Linked DNA regions of Homo sapiens: region 1 is linked to region 2. The links are chromatin loops, found by intact Hi-C in ENCODE. Cell type or tissue: B cell. All regions are shown on one strand. Each heading gives the region's core, and the rest is flanking DNA. Links, peaks and the distances in the headings are about the cores only. Region 1 holds the start of C11orf97 (chromosome 11 open reading frame 97). Region 2 has its middle 37 kb from the start of SLC36A4.

The links. Hi-C counts contacts between places; a loop is a spot of excess contacts. Peaks named below come from ENCODE experiments on the same cell type or tissue, not always from the same donor. Only the 100,000 strongest peaks of a DNase experiment are listed, where the experiment ranks them.
Region 1: it touches region 2 in a loop (29-fold over the local background); 19 of 110 quality-filtered maps call a loop at or near these places.

What each region holds. Positions count from the first base shown.
Region 1 is chr11:94,499,194-94,515,867 of GRCh38, forward strand. ANKRD49 (ankyrin repeat domain 49) reads left to right here. Exons shown (of 3, transcript NM_017704.3): 3 at 1-385. It overlaps C11orf97 (chromosome 11 open reading frame 97), which reads left to right and starts at 13,268. Exons shown (of 4, transcript NM_001190462.2): 1 at 13,268-13,480. The coding sequence starts at 13,336. It also overlaps a transcript of MRE11 not described here. RefSeq lists an enhancer at 12,926-13,444 and a silencer at 13,297-13,516. In B cell, for the core only: CTCF peaks have their summits at 5,692 (motif pointing left) and 5,895; a DNase peak (open chromatin) is centred at 5,708.
Region 2 is chr11:93,226,538-93,243,211 of GRCh38, forward strand. No RefSeq gene overlaps it. Among named protein-coding and RNA genes, the nearest start is that of SLC36A4, 37 kb to the left of the region's middle. In B cell, for the core only: CTCF peaks have their summits at 8,258, 8,462 and 10,385 (motif pointing left); a DNase peak (open chromatin) is centred at 8,264; H3K27me3 peaks cover 399 bases.

The sequences.
Region 1 (16,674 bases), core at 1,290-9,289, 1.3 Mb after region 2:
CACCCTGGTCAACCTACATGATCCTTAAGCTAATGGCGAATCACGATGACCTTGTAGACATGCACACAACTATACCTTTGTCCAACAGATCATAATATATCTGCTATCCAACTGGTTTTACCTGCCTAATCCTACTGATTTGGGCACTGCTTGTATAGTCTCTCAAGTTCACAGGAAATGTTGATTTTCTAAGGTCCTCATTTTTACAGAGTATACAGGCAAAGTGACAGGGGAAAAGGAATTAGTCTAAGAGTAAGGGGATGATTATTATATTGAGGCTAAAACCACAAAGTGGCTCAGGCTTTAAAAAAAAAACACTGTGGATAATGACAAAAAGCATAAGTAAAAATATTTGAGAAAAATAAAGTACAAGTTTTGAACAACACAAAAGGCATGAATTCATTTTTTACCTGTGTATGTCTTTCTTGGATCCAGAACATTATTCATCCAGCACGCACTTAGTTATTTAACATCTACTCACTCAGTCTCTCCAGCAGCAATTTTGCATTGTCTATCTAGCCCCCCTGTGATTGTTCCCAAAGTTTTGTCTTCTCAACACCACAACACTCCAGGGGAAGGGAACTAAACCAGTTGCTCTTTACTTCAGTTAAATTTTTAAGATGTCCACCAAGGCTTATCTCTTTCAAGCCATCCTACGTAACCCAGTCACCCTAGACTAAGTAATAATGTTATTTAATCAAAGATTAAATATTTATTTTTGCTTAGAACTTATTAGATCATCTCAGAAAAGTCAGAGATAATATATGAACTGAATCATCGTGACAACAGGATCTTGAGAGTTAGTGCTTTAGTTTATGTTGTGATCTCTTCCTAGGGAGATGCTTTGTGGCAGAGGTTGCTTTCTGTTTAATCTGGCCTAAGTTAGTGGCACCAAATGACAGATACAGCTGACAGGCAGTGATGATAGAATAAGACCTTATTTATCCAAGCAGACTGCTGAATGAGGTTGCTTAGCCTGAAAGTCACAGAGCTGATGGCTCCTTTCTCACTTGAGAATGGATTGTACCCATGATTCCATGTAAACTTTCCATTAAAGTATGGAGCCAAAGAAGTCTTGTTTCCAATAAGGACCTAAGATGTGTCTATTCCCTTGTTTTCAGACCTCAACACTCACTCACTGATGCTAGAGAGCAAACTCTACACATAAGACAAATCCCACCCCTGAGGGCAGAATTTGTATTGTCTGCTTCCTTTATACTTTCCAGAGCATTCACTAGACTGCTCTGTGCACAGAAGGCAGTCACTAATCGTGCTTTGAAAGGATTACTTCTACTTTCCAGTTTAGGCCGGCTAAATAGCTCAGTTTACAAACAGAATTTTCTCTAATCTTGGAAAGTCTATACAAAGACTTATTAAAAAATAAAATCTGAGTTTTTCATAACTAAGGGTTTAATTTTGATTAACATATGCTTGAGGAAGAGGTAATTTTTGTGACTGTTCAAGATTCATAGCGTCATTCTTAGGCCTAAAGTGGAACTAGTTGCCTTTGCTTTTATGAATCTTAAATATGCTTTTCCAGGGAGCCTTCCAACCCACAGCCTACCACAGTGGTGGGATTTAGAGTCTTTATACTACAATCTGAAGACATTTATTTGTATTATTTGACATCTATTATGTTATCTAACACTATGCTGGAAAATCATGATCAGAAGAAGCCCAGAGACTATACTGAGATTTATGTCCCATACCAAAATGAAATCTCTGGATCAACTCTTGATTCCTGATCAACACATACACCATCTTCACCCTACCTGCAATGGCTCTAGGAATTTATGCAACTGCCTACAAAATAATATCACCAAATCATTATGTCTTTGCTATAATTAGTTTATCATAAGATGCTCCAGTCCATCTGTAGGATTACTAGATGACCACTCAATTTGTTCAATATGAAATGCTTTCTCTAAAGGATATTTAAGGTCTATCTTTATTAAGTTCAGAAGAGAGTAAACCAAGAAGGATTAAGTGTAGCTGATTGATGTTTTAAATTCCTGGAAATTTCCCTTGGAAACTCCAAAATTTTACTTCTCAGAACCTAAGTGGAAATGATCTAAATCAGTGCCAACACATAGAAACATGGGCCTCATGTAATTTTATGTTTTTAGCATGACTATTTTAGATACCTCATATAAGAGGACTCATGCAATAAGGACAGAATTGCATTTTATGGCACACAAACATAGATAAGCAAAAATCCTAGCAGTTGAAAATCGTAAGAGCCATATTAAAAACAGGTGAAATTAATTTTATATATATATGACAATACATCCAAAATATGAGATATATATTTAAAATTTTTTGAGATGTTTTACTTTTTTTTGCAGTAAGTCTTCAAAATACAGGGTGTATTTTACAGCACATCTGGATTTAGTCACATTTCAAGTTCTCAGCTATGTTTGTCTAATGGCTACTCCATTGAAAGCACAGATCTACATGCCTGAAATCATTCCCTGGAGGCACAGAAGGATGGTTACACAGAGCATTAAACTCTGAGTGAGACAAACTGAGTTCAAATCCTCAGTGCCACCTGTGGGTCACTTTGGGCAAAAAAAAAAACCCCTCGGTTTTCTCATAGGTAAATCAGGGATAATATCTATCTTGTTGTAGGCTAGTTTGTTATTTAAATGTAAAAATCATATGGTGTTATTTATTTTGTCAATTTCTTTAATACTTTAAAAATAAATATCAATATGAAATACATCGAAATCATATTGTTTTTTTAAAAAGCTATGTGTTTATCAATGTCCTCCAGTCATCTTTTATGAATGAAATAGTCTCATCTGATCTTCATGAAAGTTCTTATATATATATAAGATGTGGTACACCAAACCTCTGTGACAATATTAATAGCTAACAACTGAGTGCTCACTGTGGGCCAACTATGCTGTATGTGCTTCACGTGTGTGATACCATGTGAGCCTCACAACAACTCTCTGAGATAATCATTGTATAAAAGGAAATCAGGTTTATAGAACTTACACGGATTGCCCATTGTCATGCCATGTGCGCATGATGGAGGTTTGTCTATCTGATTCTACCACCTTTCCTCTTCACCATACACTAGTATTTGATATGTATTTGTAAAGTTGATTAAAGAATGCATCATTTGGTGCATGTTTAGTGTATCTTCTTAAGTTCCCAGAAAGCTCATGTTCAAATGTCACAGCTTTTTACCTGTGGTGTTTTTGAATATTATCTGTATACCACCAGTTTGTCTATCATAATAACCAAAATTCCATTTTCTTTAATATTATTTTTATGTAGTTTATTTATAGTAGGGTTTGAGGACATAACAATTACTATCAGGAGCACAAGCAACTGCATTTGCTTTTAAAGCTGCAGTTTATATTTTTTGAATTTGGTTACTTGTATCTACTTTTAAATATGCTTGCCATTTATCCACATATGAAGTATATGTTGTACATAGGCTATAACTAAATTTATTTATTTATTTTTCAATTTTTGTTTTTTTTCTTTTTGAGACAGACTCTCACTGTTGTCCAGGCTAGAGTGCACTGGCATGATCTCAGCTCACTGCAACCTCTGCCTCCCAGGTTCCAGTGATTCTCATGCCTCAGCCTCCCAAGTAGTTGGGATTACAGGCGTGCGCTACCATGCCCAGCTAATTTTTTATGTTTTTAGTAGAGACTGGGTTTCACTATGTTGGCCAGGCTGGTCTCAAACTCCTGGCCTCAAGTAATCTGCTGGTCTCGACCTCCCAAAGTGCTGGGATTACAGACTTGAGCCACCATGCTTGGCCACTAAATCTATTAATTATATTCCCCTTCCATGTAAGATTCCATACTTATGTGCAAATTTCTTGTTATTGTGTGAAGAACACTTAACATGAGATCTGCCCTGTTAAAACTTTAGTTCATAGTATTTTTTTTATCTATAGGCACAACGCTTGTAGATCTCTAGAACTGCAGAGATTCTAGATTGTACAGCAGATCTCTAGAAATTATTCATCTCGTATAACTAAAACTTTATACTCATTGAATAACTACTTCCCGTTTACCCTTGCCCCAGATCCTGGCAGCCACCATTCTACTCTCTGTTTCTAGGAGCATGACTATTTTAGACACCTCATGTAAGAGAACTCATGCAATAAGGAGAGAATTGCATTTTATGGCACACGAACATAGATAAGCAAAAATCCTAGTAGTTGAAAATCATAAGAGCCAAAGCAATATTTAAAAAGAAAACACGGTGGCTCACACCATCCAACATTTTGGGAGGCCAAGGTGGGCAGATCACAAGATCAAGAGATCAAGACCATCCTGGCCAACATGGTGAAACCCTGTCTCTACTAAAAATACAAAAAAATTAGCTGGGCATGGTGGCACACCCCTGTAGTCCTAGCTACTCGGGAGGCTGAGGCAGGAGAATTGCTTTTGCTTGAAACCAGGAGGCGGAGGCTGCAGTGAGCCAAGATCGCGCCACTGCACTCCAGCCTAGGCAACAGAGTGAGACTCCGTGTCAAAAAAAAAAAAAGAAAGAAAACGTTAAAATCGGGATTTTTATAACCTAATTTTAAGACTAGCTATACTTGCAGTGAGCCGAGATCCCGCCACTGCACTCCAGCCTGGGCGACAGAGCGAGACTCCGTCTCAAAAAAAAAAAAAAAAAAAAAAAGACTAGCTATAAAACAACAGTATTGAGACAGTGTAGTATTGGTGGATGGACATGTGGATCCATAGAACAGAACAGAGTCTAGAAATAAATCCAGATATAGATAATTAATTTTTGACAAAGGTGCCAAGGAATTCAGTGGGACATTCTCTTAAACAAATGGTGCTGGAACAACTGAATATCTTCTTGGAAAAAACATGAACTCATTTATAGGCAGAAAGCAGTTCAGTGGTTTCTTGGTCACGGGGACAGAGGTTGGACTACAAAAGGGCAGGGAGAACCTTTTGGAGGTGATGGAAATATGCCGTAGCTTGATCGTGGTAATGATTTTGCAGGTGTACACAACTGTCAAAAGTCACTGGGTTTTAAAGAGTAATGCAGGGTTTTTGTACATAAGTTATATTTTTATGAAGTCGATTTTTAAAAATAGATATCCAGATATGACTAATTTTATTCTTTTATTATTTTCCATGGCAAGCATAAGATGACCTCATCCTCAAATTCTAGGGATATATCTTCAGGGGGGCCTGTTATTTAAAAAAATATGTTTCACCAATTCACTGGAATTTTAAAATTCCAAGTAACACAACCTTTATAATCAGAAGGACCAATTTCTCCATTAAATGACAGAATGGGAAACAAAATAATTGCTTTAAAATAATTAGTCCATTTGGCAGGATTCAAGAAATTTGAAAAGATGGTTAGTTACTATATAAGAAGGATTTGGTTGGCTTTTAATTTAAATCAGGACTGTTAGAACCTACAAGAGGATACCAAAGTGGTTTTAGCATCTACTTTTCCGAAGAAAAACGATAGCATTCAACATCCCATTGTTCATTCAGTTTTGCTATAAGACAAACTGAGATGATTTCTTGAGACCTGTTTTAGATCTATAGAATTAAACACAAGTAATATGAAGTAACTTATTTACTCTGGTAATATATTAAAACTTTTTATTTCTTTGATAAAGACTTCATTTTTTACACGAATGTGTAACTTTTTATAAGAAAACTTTAGTCTTGGGTTTTGTCTCCATCTAGTGGTCATGTTGGTCTTTTCCATTTACAGTCAGGCTTGGGTAAATGATGTATCGCCTATACTGACAGTGATCTCATAAGATTATAATGGAGCTAAAATTTCCTATCACCCAGTGATGTGGTAGCTGACATAATGTCATAGCACAACACATTACTCACATGTTCAAGGTGATGCTAAATGTAAACAAACCTACTGCACTGCCAGTCATGTTTACATACAACTACGTACAGTACACAACACTGGATAATGATAATAAACAACTATGTTACTGGTTTATGTATTTACTATAATATACTTCCTGTCATTATTTTAGGGTGTTCTTCTACTTATTAAAAAAAGTGAACTGTATAACAGTTTCAGGCAGGTCCTTCAGGGAGTATTCCAGAAGAAGGCATTATCATAGGAGATGACATAGGAATAACTCCATAATGTTATTGCCCCTGAACACCTCCCAGCAGGACAAGATGTGGAGGGGGAAGACAGTGATCGTGATGACCCTATTTTGGCCTTGACTAAGTATGTGTTTATGTCTTTGTTTTTAACAAAAAAGTTTAAAATTTAAAAATATATAAATAATGCATATTGAAAATACAAAAAAAGCTCATAGAATGAGGCTATAAAAATACTTTTGCATAGCTGTACAAGGTGTTTGCATTTTAAACTAAGTGTTATTACAAGATTTAAAATGTTTTTAAAAATTAAGTTTATAAAGTAAAAAAAGGACAGTAAGCTAAAGGTAATTTATTATTGAAGAAAGAAAAATATGTTTGCATAAATTTAGTGCAGCCTAAGTGAACAGTGTTGATAAAGTCTATAGTAGCGTTTGGTAATGTCTTAGGCCATCACATTTGCCCACCACTCACTCACTGACTCACTCAGAGCAACACCAAGTCCTTCAAGCTCCATTCATGAAGTACACACTCTACAGGTGTACCTTTTAAAGTCAACTATACCATATTTTTACCGTACCGTCTCTATGTTTAAATTTCTTAAGATACACAAATATTTCCCTTGTGTTACAATTGCCTACAGTATACAGTATAGTAACATGTTCTACAGGTTTGTAGCCTAGGAGCAATAGGCTATACCAAGTAGCCTAAGTGTGTAGTAGGCTGTGCCACCTAGCCACCTAGGTTTGTGTAAGTGCATTCTGATATTTGAACAACGATGAAATTGCCTAACAACACATTTCTCAAAACACACTCCCACCATTAAGCGACACATGACTGTAATTGAAATTTTAAAAGGATAACCCAACCATCCTGGATTTTTTTTCATTCTGTTTTTGTTGTTCATTTTCAGTTTTTTTTTTGGGTAAGGATTGAAAAACTTTTAAGTAGTATGCTTATTACCTGGGTGATGAAATAATTTGTACAGCAAACTCCTGCAACATGTAATTTTCCTATATAGCAAATGTACCCCTGAACCTAAAAAAAAGTTAAAAAGAGAAAAATGGAAACCACAGTGCATACCTAAAACAGTACCTTTTATACTTATTTGTGTCAGTAACTTCTTTCAAGAGAATATGCATTGGTATATAATTGAAGACACACATGTAACAATTGGAAACAAAAAAAATCAAAAGCCATTTAGAAAGAGAAAGAAGGAAATAAACCACCTAAGTCAATATAGTTATTAAAATTGATAAGATTATCTTTAAGGTTTTTGGTAATGAAGAAAAAAGAGGAAGACAGTAATTGCTTTTTTTGTTTTTTTTTTTTTGAGACAGGGTCTTGCTCTGTCATCAAGGCTAGAGTGCAGTGGTGCGATCATGACTCACTGCAGCCTTGAACTCCTGGACTCAACTGATCCTCCAGCCACTGCCTCCTGTGTAGCTAAGACTACAGTGCAAGCCACCACGCCGAGCTAATTTTTTAATTTTTCTTTTATTGAGAGAGTCTTGCTATGTTGACCAGGCTGGTTTTAAACTCCTGGCCTCAAGCGATCCTCCTGCCTTGGCCTCCAAAAGTGCTGGGATTATAGGTGTGAGCCACGGTGCCAGCCTTTTTTTATGTTTGTTTTGTGCATATTTTTTAATTTGATCAAATAAACCACATTTTTATGAGTAAAAATATTTTTAGACATTTTTTTCTAAATAAAATATTCTTAATTTTTGTATAATTTTATAGAACTATAGCATACACAAAGTAAAATTCAGAAATCTTGGTGAGTTCTTCAAAGTGAATAGGGTTATGTAACTATCACCCAGCTCAAGATCTAGAACATAATCAGCACCTCCAACAGCTACTTTGTGCTTCCACTCAGTGTTCCCTCAAAGGTAACTATAATCTAACTTTTATTTCCATCATTTAGTTTTGCCTACATAAATGTAATAACTTATTGTGTATATTTTTGCATTTGGTTTATTTCACTCAACATTACATCTATGAGATTTCTCCATTTCTGCATGTAGCAGGGTTTTGTTCTTTTTATTGATGTATTCCGTTATATGAATATGTAATAATTTATATATACATGATATTGTTAACTTTTGGGGGGATTTTGCATTGTTTCCACTTTGGGGATTTTATGAATAACGCTGCCATAAACATTCTAGTACATGGTTTTGGTGTACATACTATACATTTCAGTGCATATCTAGTAAAGCCTGCTGAGCCACAGGATATACTTATATTCCACTTTAGTAAAAACTGCCAAAACAGTTCTCCAAAGTAGTTCTACCAGTTTACACTCTTAGCAGCAGAAGTGAACGTTCCGATTGCTCCACACGCCCATGGCTCTTGTTACTGCCAGGTTTGTTGATTTTCATTTCATTTTTTTTTAATAGCCTTCCTAGTGGGCATGTAGTAATAGCTCATTGTAGTTTTAATTTGCATATTCCTGGTGACTAATGATGTGAAGCAATGTTTTTATGTGTGATGACTGACCACTTGGATCTTCTCTTTCATGAAGTGCTTCATCTTTCTCCATTTTCTTTCTGGGATGTGTGCACGTTTCCTATTTTTAGAAGTTCTTTATATATTCTGGATCCTAGTTATTTTTTGGATATATGCTCTCTCGGTCTGTGGCTTGCCTTTTCACACTCTTACTGGTGATTTTAATGAAGAGAATATCTTAATTTTATTTATTTATTTACTTTATAGAGACAGGGTCTTGTGCTGTTGCCCAGGCTGGAGTGCACTGGTGTGATCGTAGCTCAGTGCAGCCTCAAATTCTGCGGCTCAAGCAATTCTCCTGCCTCAGCCTCCCAAGTAGCTAGGACTACTAATTCATGTATTTGTTTTTGTAGAGAATCTTGCTATATTGCCCCAGGCTGTTCTCAGACTCCTGGGCTCAAGCCATCCTCCCGCCTCAGCCTCCTAAAGTGCTGGTATTACAGGCATGAGCTACAGCATCTGGCCTGAGAATATCTTAATTTTAACGACCTCTACTATATCTATTGCCTTCTTTTGATTAGTGCTTTTGGTTTCCTGTTTAAAAAGTAGTTGTCTACTCCAAAGGGTAGACATGAGGAAGACATCATGAAGGTTTTTTTCATTGTTATACTCTAGAAGCTTTTGTGTTTTACCTTTAGTGCTATTTTGAGTTGATATTTGCATTTGACATGCGGTAGGAGTCAAAGTTCATTTTCCTATATTAATATCCAATTTATCAATGCCACTTATTAAAAGGAACAGCCCCTCACACAAACACACACACACTACATTGCAGTGACACTTTTATCATTTATCTGGTGATCATATTTAGTTGGGTCTGTTTCTAGATTCTATTTTATTTCATTGAGCTATCTTTGCCCCAATACCACAGTTTTAATATTTTGGCTTTATCATAAGTCTTATTATGTGGTAGTGTAGATATTCCAACTTCTTTCTTATTTTTCAAAGTTGTTTTGACCAGTCTTGGCCCACTACATTTACCTTTTTTTTTTTTTTTCGAGACAGAGTCTTGCTCTTTCACCCAGGCTGGAGTGCAGTGGCACGATCTCGGCTCACTGCAACCTCTGCCTCCTGGATTCAAGCCATTCTCCTGCCTCAGCCTCCCCAGTAGCTGGGATTACAGGCACGCACCACCACACCCAGTTAATTTTTGTATTTTTAGTAGAGACGGGGTTTCACCATGTTGGCCAGGTTGGTCTCAAACTCTTGACCTCGTGATCCGCCCTCCTCAGCCTGCCAAAGTGCTACATTTACTTTCTAATTTTAGAATCCCCTTGCCAACATCTATTTTAAACAACCCTGCTGAGATTCATATTGAGATTACATGAAATTTCTAGATCTAGTTGAGGAAAATTAACATCATTGTAATATTCAGTGTTATAATTCTTGAATATACTGTAATACATTTCTGCATTTATTTAGGTATTACTTTTTCTTGATAACGTTTTAGAGTATTCAGTTGGAGTTCTCTCTTTTTAAAGATTTATCCTTAATGTATTTTTTTGGCTCTCAATGCTGTTATAAATGTTATTGTCTTTTACATTCCATTTTTAATTTTTTTTACTATATAAAAGTAACATTTATTTTTCTCTATTGACCATGTGTCCACTGCCCTTGATAAATTTATTAATTCCAATAGCTTACCTGTACATTCATTTGAATTTTCTTTTTTTTCTTTTTGAGATGGAGTCTTGCTCTGTTGCCAGGCTGGAGTGCAGTGATGCGATCTCAGCTCACTGCAACCTCTACCTCCCGGGTTCAAGTGATTCTCCTGCCTCAGCCTCCGGAGTAGCTGGGACTACAGGCACGTACCACCACGCCCAGCTAATTTTTGTATTTTTAGTAGAGACGGGTTTTCACCATGTTGGCCAGATGGTCTCGATCCCTTGACCTCATGATCCACTCGCCTCAGCCTCCCAAAGTGCTGGATTACAGGCGTGACCCACCTTGCCTGGCCTGAATTTTCTATGTATACAGCCATGTTGACAGCCAATAACAGTTTAATTTCTTCCTTTTTTATTTTTTTAATGTGGTAAGTTATACAGTATTGATTTTAAACAACCTTGCATTCCTGCAATGATCAAAACTTGATCGTGATGTATGTATTATCCATTTTTTAACACGCTACATTTGGGTTATATTTGCTAATATTTTATTTAATATCTGAATTGATCTTCTTGAGAGATATTGACCTATAATTTTCCTTTTTAGTAATGTTCTTTCAGATTTTGGTATAAAGATGAGTTGGGAAGTGTTAACATTTTTTTTTAATTCCTGCAAGAGGTTAGACAGAACTGGTGTTATTTCATTCTTAAATGTTTGGAAGATACCAGTGAGGCTTTTTCTTTGTGGTATGTGTTTTAATTTTAAATTCCATATTTTTAGTAGTTATATTTTTATAACTACTTCTATTAAAGCTATATTTCTTCTTGTGTCTATTTTGGAAAGCTTTTAAGTAATTTCTCTATTTTATCTAAGTTGTCAAATTTACTAGCATCAAATTATTCAAAATATCTTCCTATCTTTTTAATGCCTGTAAGATCTTTAGGTATAGATTTACCATTTCTGATATTGGTGAAACTAATCTTAAAGAAGTTTATTCTGTGAGAACTAACAAATGACAGTTGACAGAATGAACAGCATCTTTAAAAATAGTTTCACTTAAAATTCTGAAATATTTCTTATTTGACTTTTTTCCCACTGCTTCTTGATAAAAACTAAGAACATAATGTTAAAATAGCATCATGAGTCAATCAAATGAAATCTAGGTGTTTTTGCTTTCAAATTATATAAACCCATATTAGGTAAGGATATAGTGAATATAAGTCATTTAGAATAACTTTTTGGAAATTATTTCTGCCATTTGGACTTCTGATAGGTGAGTTGCCATAATTCACCTATCAGAACTCATGGTGAGTTGCCATAACTCACCCATCAAATTATTTCAGCCATATGGACTTCTGATAGCCGAAGGGCTTAGCAAAAGCCAAGGCATGTTGGCAGTAACATAGCTGGGTGAGAATGGCGATGAATTCACTCCAAACATGTTAGGTAAAAGTTATACACACACGTACAAACATGTCAACAACTCTGTTCAAATCAAATCTTAGGCAGAATGTGAGCTCAACTACATAAGGGCAGGGATTTTTGTATGTTTTGTTCATGGCTGCATCCTTAGCACATATAATAGCTCCTGACACAAAGCAGTCATTCAATGAATATGTATTAAATGAATGAGGAGTGCCTGAACTGCCTGGAGAAACACTGTGGGTACTGGAGAGCAGTTTGAAATTCAAACTCATGTTAAGAAAAATCTCTCAGAAAATAGTGCAAAAATACAGAGATATAAAAAAGGAACGCAACCTTTCCACACAACCTTTTAATTGCCTCTCGCTCTCTCTCTATATATATAGATAGATATAGATAGATATCTCTCTACAGAGAGAAAGAAAGAGAGAGCGATCTCCTGCTTTTGCTATGTGAGCTGCCTGTTCCTCCTTTGCCTTCCACCATGATTGTAAGTTTCCGGAGGCTTCACCAGAAGCCAAGCAGATGCCAGCATCATGCTTCCTGTAAAGCCTGAAGAACTGTGAGCCAACTAAACCTTTTTTCTTTATAAATTACCCAGTTTCAGGTATATAGCAATGCAAGACTAGCCTAATACAATTGTCATAGTAATGTAAACAAATATTACTCTAGCCAAAATTTCAATTTATCTATAATGGGAGTATAAAGGAGCAATAAGTATATGTGACACAGGGAGTATGAAAGAGAGAGAAATCTCGTCTTTCATCGTAGGAAATCAACATGATATCTAAAATTGAAAAACATAAAAAGCAGCAATATAAGGATTTGGTATTAAAAGTGTTTGGCTCTGGGGTACAGTGGAGACAGAAGAGGTCTCCTATATTTGGTTGCAAGCCTTGTAGAACGATTTAATACTATAAAACAATGCACATTCAACTTCCATAAAATTAACACCACAACGTAATCCATTTTTAAGGCCTGCAAAACCAAACCAAGACAAAAGCAACCTTATGCTCCAAATAAAACCCTGAATTTTTCTACTTGCTCTTCAAATTAAAATTTGCTGAATTTGATTTCATCTGTAAAGTTAGTTATTAGTTTGTTATTTTGTGAATACAAAAGAGCTTGGAAACTACAATGTGCTTAATATAATAATTCACAACGTGAAAGTTGGGAATCCTCAGTATTTACTTATTCAATCACGTTGCGTGTGTGTAGCAGGGAGCAGGACGCGACAGGCACAAGGCTGCGTGAAACCAGCGACGGTGCCTTGCACTCACCTGCACACCGGTTCCACTTCTAACTTTTCTGTTCTGGGCAGTGATCTGTTCTGTCGGCTTGGGACCAGACTTCTGAGTCCACATTCCAACGGTGCCGCTTCCTAGCTATGAGGCCTTATGCAGTTTCCTTCGCTTTTTCTGAATCTCGGATTCTCTGGGAATAGTAAAGCCTCTCTTGCCGAGCTCGTGTGAGAAATTAACAATAAATTAACGAGAAATTAATGGAAAGTCCTTTGCTTTGGTCAATGATAATAATAACCCCAGCCCCATAACTTCAGCACCTTCTTTGGTGCGCGGAATACCTAGGGCCTCGGAAGGCCGGCTGGGGGCGGGGAGAATCGGCAGTCACTATGGCAACCCGAGACGCCTCGCATGCTGGGCTGCCTGCGACTGAGCTGAGAAGGAAACCGTGCCCAGGGCTCTCGGAAGACCGCTGCGGCATGACAGGCGAGGAGGCGGTGGTGGTGACCGCAGTGGTGGCGCCCAAGGCGGGTCGCGAAGAGGAGCAGCCTCCTCCGCCAGCAGGGCTGGGGTGCGGGGCGCGCGGGGAACCCGGCCGCGGCCCCCTAGAGCACGGCCAGCAGTGTGAGTTCAGCTCCAGCCGCGGACGCTACTGGGAGGAGGGGCGTGGAGAACGAGTGACAGGGCAATTGGGGGAAACCGCAGTGGGACTGGCTGAGAAGGTTTGGGGCAGGGGAGGTGGAGCTGCTGCTTTTGGCAGAACCAGAGATGATGGCACTGTGGCAGAAAGCATAGGTCCATCTTTCCAAGCCCTCCTTCCCGATAGCCTGCCTGAATTCAGGGTCTGGGCATCAGCTCCAATTTAATCATAGTGGCGTTATTCTGAAAGGAATTAACACACACACACACACACACACATTTATATGTATACCATTTTATATACACATTTGTATATGTATATGTGTATGTATGTATGTATGCGTATACACCCTTAGAAACACGCAGCTCATTTTGCCAGTTATTTCATTTTACAGATGAGGAAATTGAGATCTAGACCAGAGGAAAGAGACTTGCCACAGCCAGTCAGTGCAGGCGAAATACTAAAATCACTTTTAACTTCCATCTCTTGGACTCTCAGTCTACAATTACCCAATCCTTTTAGAATCTCATAATTATGGGCTACATTTTAACGCACTGTTCTTTGCTCTCTGCCCTGACAAACACACAATATTCAAATAGGTAAAGACAGTTCTGGCCCACAGCCATAATGGAAGTGGTTGTAATTTGAGTCCTAGCCAGGTTGTTATTCACCCATACTGTTTCATGAATTAACAGATATTTCACAGCCTCTTGCACCCCCAGGTCTTCAGTAGGTGCTAAGGAATGATGGTGAGAAGAATAAGCCAGAGGAACAGAGTAGTTTCCAGCCTTCCTGCAGCACCTTCTTGACTGCATCTCTGGAGAGCAGACTGGGTTTCTCCAAGGTTCCTCTGCACCGGGAGGCCCCAGGAGGGAGGGTTGGGCTGAAGCACCTCCATACTTGTGCTTGGTGGACCACACACTCTCCTCCCCAGAGACCTCATCAAGAAGTTACAGAACTACTGCCTCCTGGTGAAAGGGGCCTCTTCCCTGGGCATCAGCTCCAGTATGACTATGAAATGTCATTCCTTTTGTTATTATTATCAGCAGCATGCAGAGGCCTTGCTTAGAGCACATAAATTCAGTATACTTGGGTAATGGAGATTCTTTACTCCTACTTAAAATTATTATGATTATTATTATTTTTAGACAACTCTGTTGCCAGGCTGGAGTGCAGTGGCATGATCTGGGCTCACTGCAACTCAGCCTCCTGGGTTCAAGCAATTCTCATGCATCAGCCTCCTGAGTAGCTGAGATTACAGGCACACACCACCATGCCCGGCTAATGTTTTCGCATTTTTAGTAGAGACAGGGTATCGCCATGTTGGTCAGGCTGGTCTTCAACTCCTGGCCTCGAGTGATCCGCTCGCCTCAGCCTCCCAAAGTGCTGGGATTACAGGCATGAGCCACCACGCCCAGCCTCCTACTTCAAATTCTATCAGGAAATTTCCCCATTAAAGATGCTAGTTTCTAAGTTTCTTTAGTCCTGTGGCTCTAGGAGTAAAAGGTGGGATTAACATTCACTCATCAATTTAACATATTGAGTCTTTATTACATGCTAGGCATTCCACAAGTTTCAGGGAAAGAACTAATGACTTAAGGCAGGTGTCCAAACTTTCACAAGCTCACAAAGTTGGGGTGGGAAAATGAAAGAGTTCCTGCCTCAGCCTCCCTCAGAACCTCCTTTTAGGGACTCAGCCTAAGTAGAGACAGGCTGTTCGCACAAGCACAAAGTACTCAGTCAATTTTTCAAATGTCTGTAATTATTGGAAAAGTCTTCAGTCTCTTTACAGCTTCTATTCCCTATATTCCCTAATCACAGTCCTGCTCTCAAACACGAAGTGTGGTTGTTTGCTTGTAAACATCCTTGAATTATATAAAGGCAGCTCCTTGAGCACCAACCAAATCTTTCATAGACTTAATGTCACCTTTATTTTTTATTTATTTTTGCCTTTTTTTTTTTTTTTTTTTTTTTAGACAGAGTCTTACTCTGTTGCCCAGGCTGGAGTACAGTGGCGCGATCTCGGCTCACCGCAACTTCCCCTTCCTGGGTTCAAGCAATTCTTTGGCCTCAGCCTTCCAGGTAGCTGGGACCACAGGCATGCACCATCACGCCTGGCTAATTTTTGTATTTTTAGTAGAGATGGGGTTTCACCATGTTGGCCAGGCTGGTCTTGGACTCCTGACCTCAAGTAATCTGCCCACCTCAGCCTCCCAAAATGTTGGGATTACAGGCATGAGCCACCGCGCCTGGCCAATGTCACCTTTAGGATCACTTGTAGTGCTCTAACCTGGCTGGCTGGCCACTTCTTCCAACAATCTCCAGTGTATCATATCACTGAAACCTGTATTCTAGGTATGAACTGATTAGTAGAGTGTGGTGGATCTATAACTGTGCGTTGTAATAAACTATGAATAATTTGTAATAACCGTAGGAGCTTGGGAGACTCAGGTAGGTGTGGCTTCTCATTTTCATTATTTTAGTTTTATGACTCAAGGAAGCTACTTTCTCAACTATAAAACAGGAATAATTATACTTGCCCATAGGTCATTGTGAGAAAGAGAAATAATAATATATATAAGATGCAATTGTTATTAGCTCTCAGGAAAAAAAACAAAAAACAACAAAAAAAAATCCAAAAAACGTGGAATAATAATTGTTTCAAAAGAAATTCTGGAATAATACTGTTCTTAGTCATACTTCTCAGTGATCACAGCTTCTCATCCTCTATACACACAAGACATCTATCGACCAATCCACTTAAAATGCTGGTAAAGGTCAACATCAAACTGCTATGGTAGAGTTTGTAGAATTTTCTTTCTCTCTCTCTTTCCCTTCCTTCCTTCTTTCTTTTTTAAATTTGCTTTCCCTTCCTTTCCTTTTCCTTCCTTTCCTTTCCCTTTCTCCTTTTTTTTCCTTTTCCTTTCCTCTTTCCTTTCTCCTTTCCTTTCTTTTGTCCTTTCTCCTTTCCTTCCCTTTTTCCTTTCCTCTCCTCTCCTTTCCTTCCTGGCCAAGTTTGTGAAACCTTTTTCTGCCTGAAAGTTCTGCCCCCTCTCCCCTCCTTTCCTTTCTTCTCCTGAGCAGGAGATATTTACCCGTACTAGCTCCTTAGTACTCTCCCAATTACCACAATTCTTCAAATCACCTTTAATGATTTCTTCTGTGCATTTTCCTAGCA
Region 2 (16,674 bases), core at 5,236-13,235:
CTCTGGTTCCTCTGGGCTCTTGCTAATGTAACTATCCCCCTTTCCAATTCTCTAACCTCCCCCTCTCCATGGGCAAATCCCTTCCAGCTCTAAAGACCAAATCCAAAAATCTGCCTTCATCTATATTTCTCTCCTGCCCTTCCAAATAGGCTTATCCAAATACTCTTATCACATTTCACCTCCACAATTACTTTTTGTTTTTGTTTTTGTTTTTGAGACAGTGTCTAGCTCTGTTGCCCAGGCTGGAATGCAGTGGCACAACCACAGCTCACTGCAACCTCCGCCTCCCAGGCTCAAGAGATTTTCCCACCTCAGCCTCTCAAGTAGCTGGGACTGCAGACACACACCACCACCAGACATGGCTAATTTTTTTGTATTTTTAGTAGAGATGGGGTTTTGCCATGTTGCCCATGCTGGTCTTGAACTCCTGAGCTCAAAGATATCCGCCTGCCTCAGCCTCCCAAAGTGCTGGGATTACAGGCCTCAACCACTGTGCCCGGCCTACACAATTACTTTTTTTTTTTTTTTTAAAGACAGAGTCTTGCTGTGTTGCCCAGGTTGGACTGCAGTGGCACGATCTCAGCTCAGTGCAACTTCCACCTCCTGGGTTCAAGAGATTCTCCTGCCTCAGCCTCCTGAGCTGTAGCTGGGACTACACGTGCCTGCCACGACGCCTGGCTAATTTTTGTATTTTTAGTAGAGACGGGGTTTTACCATGTTGGCGAGGCTTGTCTCAAACTGCTAACCTCAAGTGATCTGCCTACCTCGGCCTCCCAAAGTGGTGGGATTACAGGCATGAGCTACCACACTTGGCCACACGATTACTCTTTAATGCACCCTGGTGTGGTTTCACCCAATCCCACTCCTCAACTCCCTCCCCTATGGAAGTCATTCAGGTTACCAAGGACCACCTACTTGCCAAATCCAGGGGACTTTACAGTTGTCTGCTTTACTCCTTGGGACATTTCAGGCTATGGACCATGGTCTCCATATGAAATGTATCCTTCCACAGCTGCTGAACCATGGCTCCCCTTGGTTCTCCCACCATTCACTCTTAGTCTCCTTTACAGTTGCCACTCTTATTCTCCAAGCTCCCTCCAGGAGAACTCTCAAGGGACTAATATCACCTGATTCCATGTCTTTGGCTGGGACCTCTTCCCTGAGCTCCTATCACATTGGATCTCTCGAGACACATTGGATCTCAAAGACACTGTGTCAAATTGCACCCATCACCTTCACCCAAACCTGCTTCTCCATCAGCTGCCTGTAAGAAGTAACTAAAACTTATCAACAGGAAAATGTAATAGTGACAAAATTAGTGGAAAATCCCTGGGCTTAAAGGGAGGATAATTTTTTTATGCCATTTAGTTGGGGAGAGAGATTCACCTAAAGATTTTCAAATTTGTTTTATCTTTTTATTTTGTAAAAGTTTCACATTTATAGAAATGTTGCTAAATTAGGACAATAAACTGTCATATATCCTTCACCGAGATTTGCCAATTGTTAATACTTTACCACGCTGGCTTTATATCTTTCCACCTATAACTATGTTATTGTTGTTGCTCTTAAAAGATAAATACTAAAGTATTTAGGGCCTAGTGAAAGGGCCTAGAAGTAATGCAACCTGAGCTACAATGAAGACACCTAGCACCTAGATCTTGATGCCTACATATAATTCCCCTTTAAAAATAGCTGATTCAAAAATACAACTGAAGCACATTCACTCCTAATACTTTAGTATTTGTATTTTAAGAACAGGGACATTGTTTTACATGGAGCAATGACTGTTCAAAAAATTTAATGATGATACAATAATACTACTATGGAATATGCAATCTCTGTCCAAATTCTATCAGTTGTCCTAGCAATATCCCTAATAGCAATGTGTTTATTTTTTTTTCTCATCAGACATTCAGTAACGAACCATGCTTTTCATTTAGTTGTAATCATTTTTTAATGACTTTTAATCTAGAATGGCTCCACAGCCTTTCTTTCTTTCTTTATTTCTTTTTTTTTGAGAGGAGTTTCATTCTTGTTGCCCAGGCTGGAGTACAATGGCATGATCTCGGCTCACCACAACCTCAGCCTCCCAGGTTCAAAAGATTCTCCTGCCTCAGCCTCCCAAGTAGCTGGGATTACAGGCATGCGCCACCATGCCCTGCTAATTTTCTATTTTTAGTAGAGACGGGGTTTCTCCATGTTGGCTAGGCTGGTCTCGAACTCCTGACCTTGTAATCTGTCCACCTTGGCCTCCCAAAGTGCTGGGATTACAGGCTTGAGCCACCATGCCTGGCCTTTCTTTTTCTCTTCTGACATTGATATTTTTGAAACATTCAGACCAGTTGCCTTGTGGCTTATCCTTCAATTTGAGATTGACTGGTGGTTTCCTCATAATTAAGTTCAGGTTATACATTTTTGGCAGGAATGTTACATAAGTGATGTTGTATTCTTAGCCTTTCTTATCAGGAATCATAAGATATCAGTTTGTCCCATTGTTGGTGGTCACTTAGCTACAGTGTTATCTGTTATGTAGAAATACTTTTTTCCTCTTGTAGTTAATGAATAATCTGTGAGGAGAAATTTTCATGCTGTGTAAATATACTCATTCCCAACAAACTTTCACGCAATGGTTTTAATATTCCTGGATGATTCTTATCTAAACAAAATATTACTATGATGGGTGCAAAATCGTGATTTTCTGTGTTATTCCTTCCACATTTACTAGTTGATGTTCTATTATAAAGAAAAGCTCTCCTGTTATTCTTATTATTTGTTTTTCTCTTTGTTTAGTATCATTAAGGGCACTGGTGGATTCTTAGGTTTTTTTCCACAGTGTTATAATCCAGTAGTGTCAGGATTCTTTGGGATCTTTTTTTTTTTTTTTTTTTTTTTTTTTTTGAGACGGAGTCTCGCTCTGTTGCCCAGGCTGGAGTGTAGTGGCACGATCTCGGCTCACTACCAGCTCCGCCTCCTGGGTTCACGCCATTCTCCTGCTTCAGACTCCTGAGTTGCTGGGACTAGAGGCACCCGCCACCATGCCCAGCTAATTTTTGTGTTTTTAGTACAGACCAGGTTTCACTGTGTTGGCCAGGCTGGTCTCAAACTCCTGATCTCAGGTGATCTGCCTGCCTCGGCCTCTCAAAGTGTTGGGATTACAGGCGTGAGCCCCTGCGCCCAGCCGTCTTTGTTCTTTTATTTGTTTTGTTTTTGATCATTGATTTGGCTAGAGGTCTCTTTGAGATTCTTCCTCTTTGTAACATCCTTGGGCCTTTTTATTTTTCAAATAATTTCTTTATTTTCTACTACAACAAAATATTCTAGTCTTATCTTGTATTTATGTTGTATTTTAGAATCAGCTATTTTTAAAGGGGAATTATCTTTAGACACCAAGATCTAGGTGCTAGGAGTGCTCATTGTAACTAGAGTAGCATTACTTCTAGGCCCTTTCAGCAGAAAGAGCTAGGAAAGATATATACATTTTTATTATTTTTTATTTCTTAGAAAAAACATGATTTTATGCTGACACCTCTAAATTTTCCGCATTCCATAAATTATATCACCTCTCTCTCATAGTGGGAAACCTGGCTACCAGAAACATTAGTATATTTACTAATTTACTCAGTCCTAAAATGCTCACCAAATAATTTCAAAATTGCTACACCCATATCACTAACAAAACAATATTTGTTTGAACTTCTTTTTGTTTTTAGACTGAGGGTGTATATCTAAGTATTGTGTTCAAAGTGACTTGGATTCGGCCAGGCGCATTGGCTCACATCTGTAATGCCAGCACTTTGGGAGGCCGAGGCGGGCGGAGATCAAGACCATCCTGGCTAACACGGTGAAACCCTGTCTCTACTAAAAATACAAAAAATTAGCTGGGCGTGGTGGCGGGCGCCTGTAGTCCCAGCTACTCCGGAGGCTGAGGCAGGAGAATGGTGTGAACTCGGGAGGCGGAGCTCGCAGTGAGCCCAGATGGCGCCACTGCACTCCAGCCTGGGTGACAGAGCGAGGCTCCGTCTCAAAAAAAAAAAAAAAGAAACAAAAACCAAAGTGACTTAGATTCATTCAATTTTTTTCCCTTTCATGCAGTTCTGTCATCTATTTGATATACTCTTAATTTTGTATTTTTAATTCAATTCTAGGCTTCTTTCCTCAGACTTGATTTAATGTTTTAAATATGAAAACACTAGCATGCTTCCAACAGTCAAAACTATATATATATTTATAGAAAAAAAATGGCATAATCAGAGAAGTTTGTCACTCTTTTTCCTGTTCTTTCTACCCTATCCTATGTAAACAATTCTATCAGTTTCTGGTTTATCTTTCCTAAGTTTTTTGTTTGTTCGTTTGTTTTGGGTTTTTTTTTTTTTTTTTGCAACAACAAAACATGGATATACATGTTTATATTCTTTATTTCCTTTTCTTTGTTACCAAATAGTCAGCATAATAAATTCTTTTTTGCCTATGTAATTTGATCCAGAAAAGCTCTGTAACAAGTATAATTTGAGGGCGTGGCACAGTGGCTGACGCCTGTAATCTCAGCCCTTCGGGAGGCCAAGGCTGAAGGATTGCTTGAGGCTAGGAGTTCAAGACCAGCCTGGGCAATATGGTGAGATCTCATCTCTACCAAAAAAAAAAAAAGTATAATTTGAAGCTTCTACCTGTTTCTAAGGGTGGGAAGCCAAGAAAAACAACTTAATGGAACTTTTTGAGAATGGAAAACATGGTCTAGGCCAGTGGTTCTCAAAGTGTGATCATTGAACCAGCTTCATCACAGTACTTGGGAACTCGTTAGAAATGCAAATTTTCTGTCTCCATCCCAGACCTATTGAATCAGAAACTCTGGGTCCCAGCAACCTGACATTTAATAAGACTTTTAGATAATTCTGATATGTGCTAAAGTTTGAGAATCACTGGTCTAGGGTAGTGTAGGAAGGAGGAAGTAGAGAGAATAATACCTACATTTCATTGAGTGTTTACTTTGTATAGGACAGATGTAAGCATCTTATTTATTTGTATTTATCATATAATCCTCACAAGGGCCCCAGCCAGTAGGGGCTACAACCATTCCAAGTTTACAGATGGGGAAACTGGTACGGAGAGGATGAGCAACTTCTTAAAACCACACAGCTAGTAAGCAATGAAGGCTAGATTTGAACCAAGGTAGGCTGGTTTTAAAATCCATGAGCTTAACCATTGCTGTATGCTAATTCTACCTTAGCATCTGATAAAAAGGAGCTAAATTTCCCTTCATAATAGAATTACAGGTTAGCTACCTGCAGGGGGGCGGTAGGGACAGTAAATGAGTGTCTCTGAACTGAGAAAGTTGACAGAAGTGTTTGGCTAGAAGGAAATAAAACAAGTCCCAGGAAATGATGGCTTTGTGAGAAAGTTGGGAATGTCACCAGCAAGACCGTCACTGTGGTAGAGACAGCTGAGGGCCTTTGGCCAGTGCCTTCTGTTATTTGATTTAGTTGTTTCCCATCTTTTTTATTTATTTATTTATTTATTTATTTATTGATGCAGCCCCTCATCATCATCCCCTAACCTTCAGTAAGAGTTTGTTACACATAACAGCAATGTGTTATGGTGCTTTGAGACTTGCAGGTAGAGGGATGGGGTCCTGGTGTATGGACAGCAGTGTGGATAAATCTCAGTAGCTGCAAGAAGCCGGGCAGTGAGCAGGGATAAAGAATTCACTGGGCAAAGGAACTTAGATCCAAGTCTTCCTGGAGGGTATTTAGTGAAGCCACGAGACTCGCCAAAGGTATGATGAGACAGGTATCATGCAGATATCATTTCCCAGGCCTGAGCACTGGCAGACAGAGGCAAAGGCAGAGAGCAAGAGGAAAACAGGGTGTGGGGGTCCCCATATTTCTCATCTGGACTGTACTGGGAACAACTCACTAGGTTGGTAAAAGATTTACAGCCCTTGCTCATTTTGGTCTCTGGGGCAGCTCTCACAGATCTAATGGTGTGGTGTGGTCCAGCAGAGAGAGGCCCTGAGGTTTAGCTTTTCTGAGTCCCTTCAGTTCACAAGTTGAATAGGTGTGGAGTAGAAAGTCAGTAGCTCTGCTACTGGCTCAGCCATTGCAGAGTGAGGTGACTCTCACAGTAGAGGTTAGGAGTAGATTGTCAAGCCAACAGACTGGAGAGCAAATGTGGTAGAGACCTAGGTTTTGCAGCTGGCAGATGCAGGCAGGGGACCAAGCCAGCCAAGGGTCAATCCCAGGATCTGACAGAGCCAAGACAGGGTCTGAGTGACACTAGCACAGACTTTACCAGCACATAGGAGGACAAGAGGCACTTCTCTGGAGACCAGAAGACAGAGAGGACACATTAGAGGACCCCAACTCTTCCCCTGTGCCTCATGTCCTGGAAATGACACCTCCTCCCTGCAACCCCCTACTATCCCCCCATAAACCGAGATGCTAGTTTCGGAACCAAAACAGAAGGAGGGGAGGGCAACCTGAAAAGCTGAACATTTTGCTGGGGATTCTGAGCATTGCCTGATTGAGAATTGTATAAAATATTGGATTGAATGGAGTTTAATGACATTGGACATTAGTTAATTTTCCCACTAGCAGTTGAGGGTTCATGAGGACAAGAGTATAACAACAATATTAAACATTTTCTTTTTTCCTGTGTTCTTAACGAGAGTTTAATGTTGCCACATACACACTGTATTAGTCCACTCTCGCACTGCTATAAAGAACTATCTGAGACTGGGGAATTTATGAAGAAAAGATATTTAATTGACTCACAGTTCCACAGGCTGTACAGGAGGCATGGCTGGGGAGGCCTCAGGATACTTACAATTATGGCAGAAAGCACCTTCTTCACATGGTGGCAGAAGAGAAAAAGAGTGAAGGGGGAAGTGCTACACACTTTCAAACAACCAGATATCTTGAGAATTCACTCACTATCATGAGAACAGCAAGGGAACATCTGCCCCCATGATTCAATCACCTCCCACCAGGTCCCTCACCCAATATTGGGAATTACAACTGGACATGAGATTTGGGTGGGGACAGAGCCAAACCATATCACACACACATAGTTATTCATATGATTAGTTTTAAAATTCCTACCTTCCTCATTAGACTGTAAACTCCTAAGTGCAGGGACTGCCATTTTACTCCCTGCTCTAGCCCCAGTGCAGGAAAGCAGGGATATATCTGCCTTAATATCCGTGGTATCTCCAGCACTGAGAACAGTTCCTGGCATATTGTAGGCACTCAATCAATATTTTTGATGTTGAATTTTGCTCATAACTGCTTTTTGAATGAATTAATCAGTGAAAGAAATGAGACAATCAAGTGAAAGGAATACTAGTCAGTGGTTTCCCTGGATTAACAACGAGAGACAGTGAGGATTTCACAACATAAAAGTACATTTCTATGGAATCATTATTTTATACATTTCCAGACATATTGGACATAATAATACTTTACACGTGTGTAGTGCTTGCAGGTTCACAAAGGGCATTCCGCATATTGTACCATTTGATTCTTCAACAGCCCTGTAAGATAGGTCAGGTATATTAATATTTATTTTGTAGATCAGCTAACTGAGGTTCAAAGAGATTAATCAACTAACCAAAGGTGTAACGCATAGGAATCAGCAAACCCAGGGTTATAATCTAGATTTTCTTGCCCCCAGTTCATTGAGCCACACAGTAACAGCCAGACAGAAGTTTGGGGGACTGGCTAGGAGACAAGTGAGGAAGGTGCCCTGGGTGCTAGTTCATTATTCCCTTCCAGGATGCTGATCAGAATTCACCAGCATTTAAAGCTCCCTGGAGAGAAGTAGGGTCACTAAAGAGGGGAATATTTCAGCTAAAGCATTTCCCTCCTGTGCTGAGGTGAGTGTGCAGGCTTCATGCTTACCCCAGGGGGTCATGCTTACCCCAGGTGGCTCTTCCAGGGCAATGGGAGGGGTGGGGTAGGAACTGGATTCCTCCTCTCCAACCCACACACAAGGAAAAGAATGTGACTCAATTCCTCTGTGTCCCCAAAATTGTGCCATGAAAGTGAGGTTCGGTTTCCTTAGCCAGCCTGCACTTTTAAGAGAAGACTTCATGCCCTTACTTTGCAGTAGGGACTGAGGGCTGCCTGAGCAAGGACTGTGACAGCGTTGAGAGACCTTTCCTTCAAAGAGGAGGCTGCATTGCTAGTGCTTTCACCAGCCTGAAGCTGAGAACCAAAGCGGACATCAGTGTCCTGTCCAATCCTGGCACTACCCAGACTGCCCTCAGAGTGGCAGTGTAGCCTTAATTAGCGGATGCTCAGCAACTGGCTGCCTGGAGGACACAGTAGTGACACTGCTTAACTAGAATGCAGCATCCAGCCTGCACCCTTTACAGATGAACACTGGCATTTCTACTATATAATGCAATTAGGTCTCCCATCATTCATCATTTATTCATTCTTTCAATTTTTGTGTCACTTAGCAGCTATGCATTGAAAGCCTACTAAGTGTAGGAGCTCTACCAGAGGTGCTGAGGATACAAAGATTTTTTTTTTTTTAATAATTTACATGATGCTGTAAGACCTCTGGGAGCTCAATGCTTAGTGAGAGAGAGATTTGAAAATAGCAAATACTATGTAACTGGGGTAAGTGCTTAGCATAGCAGTGGTGGGAAGGAAGTGTTGTGCGATGCAGGACAGAATCCTTCAGGTCTCAGCTTAACTGTGACTTCTGCAGGGATGCTGTCTTTGTCTCCTAGACTAGGTTATGTAACCTCTTTTTTTCTGGTGTCTCAGATCCCTGTCTTTCTCCTGTTCTAACACTCAGCACTCTGTCTGGTTATTCCTTGTTTAATTGTCTATCTGTCCATTATAGATGTAACAAGCTACTCAAAAACAAGATCCATTTCTTTATTATTCTCCCCTATATCCCCAACACCTACTAGAAAGTCTGGCTCATAGTAAGTGCTCAATAAATGCTTGTTGAATGAAGATTAACAGATGTACAATCATTCCATGACATCTCAAGTATAAGAAACATTGTATGTCTTTATTTTTCTATATCAAATCAAATCTTAATTTGCCAAGATTAGTGACAATTCCAATATTCGCTTTTTAAATTTGCTTCCATCTCCTATGGATCATACTAAAATCCCAGTAGGTAAGCAGTTGAGGAAAATGGAAGTGAAAGGTCTCTGTCCCTTACATCTGCCTCTTGGGAAGCACAGGCTGAGATCTAGTCTATTGCTACCAGTCAGGCTTCTTGCGCCAGGCGGGTTATAGTTATACCTCTCACAGCAATCGCTCTACCCCTACGAGCACCACCACCCTCATCTAAGTTGTGTCCTCTTGTGATGCTTGCAAGCGGTGCACAGGTGCAAAGTGAGACCCAGAACACACTGAACATCCCAGCCTTCCCAGTCCCTGGGAAGTCACCTCCAGGATGGGGCCACTCCCCACTTTCCCACCAAGCATCATCCTCCTTCCCCTTGGAAAACTGTCCAAAGCACCTTGGTGGCTCTCCTTGCTATTATCTTGGAAGGAGGAGGTAAAGACACTTTCCAAGTTAATACTGATAAATTCACAGCTTTGAAAAGACAATATATCATTTAATTCTCAACAACTCTCCCTGTTACTACATAAATGAATATGTTATTTTGTGGAGGAATCTTTTAAAGGACATTCCATCTCCCTGTTAGAGGTAATGGAACTTCATACATCAACGAGCATCCATTATTTCTGAGCTAGTAACTTCCTTTGAGTCCCAGAAAAGAATACCTATGTGCTTGTGAGAATTAATGGAGATAATGTCTGACTGCACTTTCAGAACTAGAAGTACTACACAAACGTAGAGTATTGTTGTCATCAGCTAGTGATTTCTATATTCTGCAGCCAGCAGAGAGACGACATGATAAATGACCTCCTTGGGGTCTGTTCCAATTATCCCATGACAGCTTTCCCCCCCTCCCCCCAAACGGTCCTTCAGCCATCCATTATTCTAGAATGCTTTTAACTCCCTAAAAAATCCATGTGTCACTGTTGCTTTCTCTTTCTCTCTTTCTTACTGATTCCTAATTCAAACCTGAGACTGAGGTACTCAAGCCCAAACCACTTGTAAGGGGAATAGACTTTACTGGTCCCTTTTAATTCTAAAATTCCTTGACTTCTCAAAGCTCCTATATGTGAATGAAAGCAAATCCGTTGTCTCTCCTCTTTTCATTCATTCACTCATTTGGATAATATTTATTTAGCACCTATTCTGTGTAAGGCACCATTCTATGCATTTCTCATGTTTATAATTGCCTACACACACACCTATTTGACATTTCTACTAACGCCTGAAATTTAGCACAGTGTTTGAGCTTGCAGTGCTCTCCCACAACCACCACTGTCAATTCTTCCCTCCGAGCCCCACCTACTGGCTACTTCATGTTTTTCTCTGCTTTATCTTGGTGTCCTTGGATGCCTTACCGCTAGTGTGTCTCCACTTCTATGTCAAGGTTCTTGTCTGTTACGGTGTTTATTGTGTTTACATTGTTTGTTCAAGGAGAACATTCAGAAACCCTGAGATAAAATAGTGAGAAACAGAGCATTGAGATAAGTGATGGGATTAAAAACCCAGTGAGATACAAAATTAAATTAAATGTTTATCTCAGAAAGTGGGACCTGCTTTGTTTTATTTCTAGCCAAAGAAATACCAGTCATGACTTATCGAAGCAGAGAGTTAAATCTGGGGCAAATACTCAGGCTTAACGTACACTTCTACATTGTGTGTATAAAGGCACAGTTTCATTCATTTTGAAGAAAGGCGGACCCACCAATATGCTATTTGTACTGTACTCCTCTTGATATCATTCAAATCACTCCTCGCTTGTTTGTCTGGAAACTGACCTGCCCCTTTTGTTGAACGTCTGACTCCCAATTCACATGGTTTGGTGGGAGTGGTCATTTTATAGAATGTGATCCTGTTCTCTAGTCATAGCTTTTATGGACAGGAAAGGTATCTGGCCTGGGAACTTTGGAACTAGGACTAGGAAGGAAGAGAATGGTTTCCCCTGCTTTCCTATAAAACATGTGAGCAGTGGACAGCCATGCTCTGGTATATAGATTGTGAGAGCAGAAAATGATGCAGATGTAGTCGTTGACACATGTTGAGCCCCCAGCATGGGACAAGCACAGCTGGGAGTGCTTGACAAGTATTACATTTTGACTTCTCAGGTGCATTTCACAGAAGAGGGCCTGAGGCACAGAGAGGTTCAGGAAGCTGCCCAAAGTAAAACAGAAGTTAATGGATTTGAGAAATCAACCCAGGGATTCTGGCTCCAGCATCTCTGCATATAACCACTGTGCCCCATAACCTCTGGTCCCCAGATACCAGCTTTCTGGGGCTTGATCCCACCAGTCTCTGGCCAATTTTTCATCATCTGATTATGGCCTCACTTTGCTTGGAACTGTCTTTCTTCTTCAAACTTTGGCTTTTCCCATTTGGAGTGTGATTTTGTCCCTCCCCACATATACATTAACACAATCTCCAGCTACCCAGGGAGAAAAACCTTCCTGGTTCCACATGACCCCCAGGAATGGTGAGGAGCAACTCCCTTGTGAAAGTGGGACCTAAATAAAACCTTGGTAAATGCAGCAAATGGATAACTTTTATTAAGAAAAACTCTTTTTCATGAAAATGGTGCATAAATCCTAAGTGTATAGTTCAATATATATCACAAAATGAACATAGCTGTGAAACCAAGTCAAGATATAGAATGCTACCAGCCCCTCAAAAGACCCCCTCATGCCCTCTGCCAAACACTCTCCCTCTCTCCCATCCTAAAGTGAACCACTTCAAAACTCTGCATTAACTTTGTCTAGTTTTGAACTTTATGTAAATGGAACCCATTATGCATTCTTGCTTATCTGGATTCTTGTGCTCATTGTTAGCTTGTGAGATTCATCCAAGTGGTTCCGTGTAGCTGTGTTTTGTCAGCTTTCATAATGTACAGCATCCTGTTGTAGGAATATACCACAATATATTGATCCATTCTCCTGTTGATGGACATTTAGGTTGTTTCCAATTTGAAGCTATTACGAATGGCGCTACCATGAATGTTATCCTCCATGTCTTTTGGTGAACAAGCGCGTAATTCGTGTTGGGTATATACCTGGGAGTATAAAAGGAGAACTTTTAACCTACAGAACAGGGATTTATGCAGGGATGGTGAATGGGATATACTTGATAGTGGGATCATAGTGAAAACAATTTCTGACAAAGGAGGATATCTTCAGGCTATTGCTCCAAAGAGAGATGTTTTTTTCTTCCATTTAATTCAGGGAAGCTTATAAAAGCCCCTTTGGAAAAAAATGATCTTTGCAGAAGGTGTTCATGAGCAGAGAGCATTTTCTTTCAGAGTACACTCATACTTGAGGGACACTATACCTGCCATTATGTGGGTTTCTCTCATAGTGAATAGGAACAGAAATAAAGGAATAGAAGTGCATGTGATGGAATGCGTGTGGTTACCATGCAAAGGTGTGAAATTTCAGCCATCTTAAGTCTGAGAACTCTGCAAACCAGCCTAATCACAGGGAAGCAATTCATCTGCAGTGGAATGCTGAGGACTAAGCTAGAGCAGCACTTTGAGTGAAACAAAGAAGTGTAACATCTAACAGCAGGATAGGAGAAATGAAAAATTCCAGACAAGTACCAGCACAGGCAGAATGCTAGACATTCTGGCTAAGGCATTCACCAGGTTTCGCTCATCAGAATGCAATGTCCATGAAGGCAGGGACTTTCTCTCTCCAATCAACATGGTATCCCCAGCATTTAGTCAGGGCTTGGTGTAGAATGGGAGCTTAATATTTATTGAGTGAAACATGAATAGTATGTTGGTTCAGAAGGGATGATTATACCAAAACCATAGCTAATCACTTGCAGTGCATGTCTTTATGCTTAAGTATTAGTAAGTACTCTATAATTCATTTTGAAGGATAAAATGAATATGCCAATGATTGATACTTGTTATATTAGGTAGGTTACTAACTCAACTAGCAGAAAACTTCTGAATCTGCTTCTTTCTATCAGACTCTGTGTAATCTTCTAAAGGTAGACGACTTTGAATAGCTGGGTTGTTGTCTTTTCCTTTTGTGGTTTATAAATAACTGATTGCTCCTGAATAGCACTGTTAGTTTCAACATTTCCTGATTGGAACCACTTCCACTGATAAGGGAAAACCAGAAGAACTTTCTTCTGAAAACTTAATTTTTAGTCATAGAATCTTGAGTGATTAAAGAAAATAAAAGGCCCTGGATAATATAATTTTTATAATGTTGTTTTTCTTCTTTTTGCTTTTTTACTTTCATTCTTTTGGTGAAGGGGTATATATTAGGGAGAATATATGGCTGTTTGGAAGAGATTGGAAATAGTATAATTTTGTATCCTGTAAAATTTTTCAGTATTCCTCTGGCAAGATGATCTCTGCCAGACTCTCTCTATATATTTTTAAATTATCTCAGTGTTCTAGGTGTTATAGGTCAGAGGAATGTGTTCTTATGACATAGATACTTCATTCTCCAATGAGGGGCTGCTATCTTTCTTCTGGGATTCTCACACTGTTTGAATATAAATCTGTACTAGTCAGGGATATTGCTGCCATCACATGGATATGATCTCACTGAGAATGAAACTAACGTAGAAGAAAGCAAAGATAAGAGAGGGGAGAGCAAGCGCACAAGAGGTATTGTGTATGTAGTGCTATTCAGCCATAAAAAAAAAAAGATGACATTCAGTCATTTGAAATAATAGAAATTGAACTGGAGATCATTGCGTTTAGTGAAATAAGCCAGACACAGAAAGACAAACATCTCAGGTTCTCACTTACTTGTGGGATCTAAAAATCAAAACAATTGAACTCATGGACATGGAAAGTAGAAGGACAGTTACCAGATGCTGGGGAGGATAGTGGCAGGCTGGCAGGGAGGTGGGATAGTTAATGAACACACACACACAAAAAAATGAATGAATATGACCTACTATTTGATAGCACAAATGGATGACTATAGTCAATAACTTAGTTGTACATTTTAAAATAACTTAAAGAGTGTAATTGGATTATTTGTAACTCAAAGGATAAATGGTTGAGGCAATGGATACCCCAATTTCCGTAATGTGCTTACTTCACATTGCATGCCTGTATCAAAACATCTCATGTACCCTATAAATACATATACCAACTATGTACCCACAAAAATTTTAAAAACTTAAAAAAAGTTAAAATAAAAAAAGTAGTATTGATTGACATCCTAGATGAAGCTACACCTGGATTCAGCTGTGTCTGTTCCTCCTCAACTTACCAGTTTCATGTGCAAAACAGTTTGAACTAGGTTTCCTGATGCTTGTCTGCAAAAGATTATTCACTGATATCGAGAGAGATGTTACTTGTTGAAGTAAAGAGTGAAGATTTGTTCTACATCCTATTCTCTTACCTCCTGTGCTGCACTGAAGGAAGGAGCAGAGCTGAAAATGAACTTGATAAAATACACAAGATTAAAATTATTATACAAAAATAAAATAGATTTGAGAACCAGAGCAATGTCCAATGCTTGTGATGAATCTTAGATAAATAATGGCTGCTAGACAAATAAAAAGGACAATATTCTGAAAGAAAAATGTCATTTTATTCCTTCTATGTGTACACCGACATCGCTTTGCATCACAGCCTTTTTCATCTAATGTGGCAAAATCTGTGTCTCTCTAATGTATTTGTGTGAAGTTCTCAGCATAGAGACATTACTATGGCCAGGTGATATAAATCAATGATTCTTAACTTGGGTACTGTATACTATGCAGAGAGGGCTTAAAAATGTTGCCTGGAGTTGACCGGGTGAGGTGGCTCATGCCGGTAATCCCAGCACTTTGTGAGGCCGAGACGGGCGGATCACGAGGTCAGGAGATCGAGACCATCCTGGCTAACATGGTGAAACCCCGTCTCTACTAAAAATACAAAAAATTAGCCGGGCATGGTGGCAGGCACCTGTAGTCCTAGCCACTCAGGAGGCTGAGGCAGGAGAATGGCGTGAACCCGGGAGATGGAGCTTGCAGTAAGCCAAGATCGCGCCACTGCACTCCAGCCCAGGCGACAGAGAGAGACTCCGTTTCAAAAAAAAAAAAAAAAAATTGTCTGGAGTCTATGAACCAATAGGCATCGTGTCAGGCTAGAAGTAGATCTCAATAAAGCTTTGTGATTCAATGAATGAATATACACATAAGGCATTACCAATGACATTACAAATGAAATACTTGACACATACGGATACATTCTTTTGTTTTACAAGTAGAAAGATGTGTTGTAATTAATAAAATAATAAAATAAAAATTCATTAAAGAACCTTACTGATTTAATAAAAGCTTCTCCCGTCTCAATTAATAGACACTCAAGTAATAGCTACCAAAATAATTGCTGGTGTTTGACACTTTTCATGTTAAAAATGCAACATCAAACTTGAAAAGTTTGGAAACCACCATACCGATTATAAGTTTCTTGAAGTCAGAAACACATCCCCCAGCACTCCTACTATAGTGTTTTGCGTGTACTCAAAATTATATAATACACAGAATACAAGGCTGACAATAAATCATATTACAGGAGAATACTCACTTCCCCTACCATTTTAAATTTATGATTGAAAACATCATTTTATTATTAAATATAATCTATATTCATGTACATTTTTACATATATTTATAAAGTGGACATCATAGTGTCATTTGCAGGATAAAAAATAGAACATTGCCAGTTCCAAAGCCTCTGACCAAACGTGTCTTGCCCTGATCACAAACCTTCCTTTTTCCCAAAGGTAACTGTTATCCTATCTTTAACGATAATGGTATCATTGCTTTTAAAATCGTTTAACCATTTATATATGCAACCCTAAATGAGGTAGTTTAGTTTTGCCCACTTTTGAACTCTATTTAAATGGAATGTATTATATGCATTCTTTTGTGTCCTGTTTTTGCTTAGTATTTTTTGTTTGATTCATTCATGCTGTTGTATATGGCTACAGTTTGTTGTGTTTTATTATATTTGCAGTAATATTCCATTGTATTTCTATGCTACGATGTATCCATTCTACTGTAGATAGACATTTCGGTAGTTTTCACTTTGGACTAACAGTTTTACCAGAAGCATTAAGTTACATTTCATGTAACCAGCAGTATGTTTCATTTTAAATTTATCAGCTGATTTTGTGCTTCCATGTGTCCTACCTATCCTCTTTATTATTCCCCTTTGTCTTTTTTTGGATTATTTTTTATCATTCTATTTTTCCTTCTACTAGTTTAGAATATATACCTGCTATTCCTTTCCTTTAGTGGTTCCTTAAATTATAACATTATGCTTAAGTTATCAAATCCCCAAATTAATCAATACTTTGCTGCACCATGGACAATGTTAGAACCTTAGAACATTTAACTCAATTTTCTCACCCAATCAATTTACATGTTATTATTGTCATGTATTTTAATGTATGAGTACTATTTGAATATACTCGTTTATCACTTTATTTGTTCTTAATTTCTTCTTGCTTCTCAGACCTTCCATTTGATATTGCTTCTCTTCTGCCTGAAGTATATTGTTTAGAATTTCCTTTCATGAGAGTCTGGTTGTGTTAAACACTAACAGATTTTCGGCCGGGCGCGGTGGCTCACGCCTGT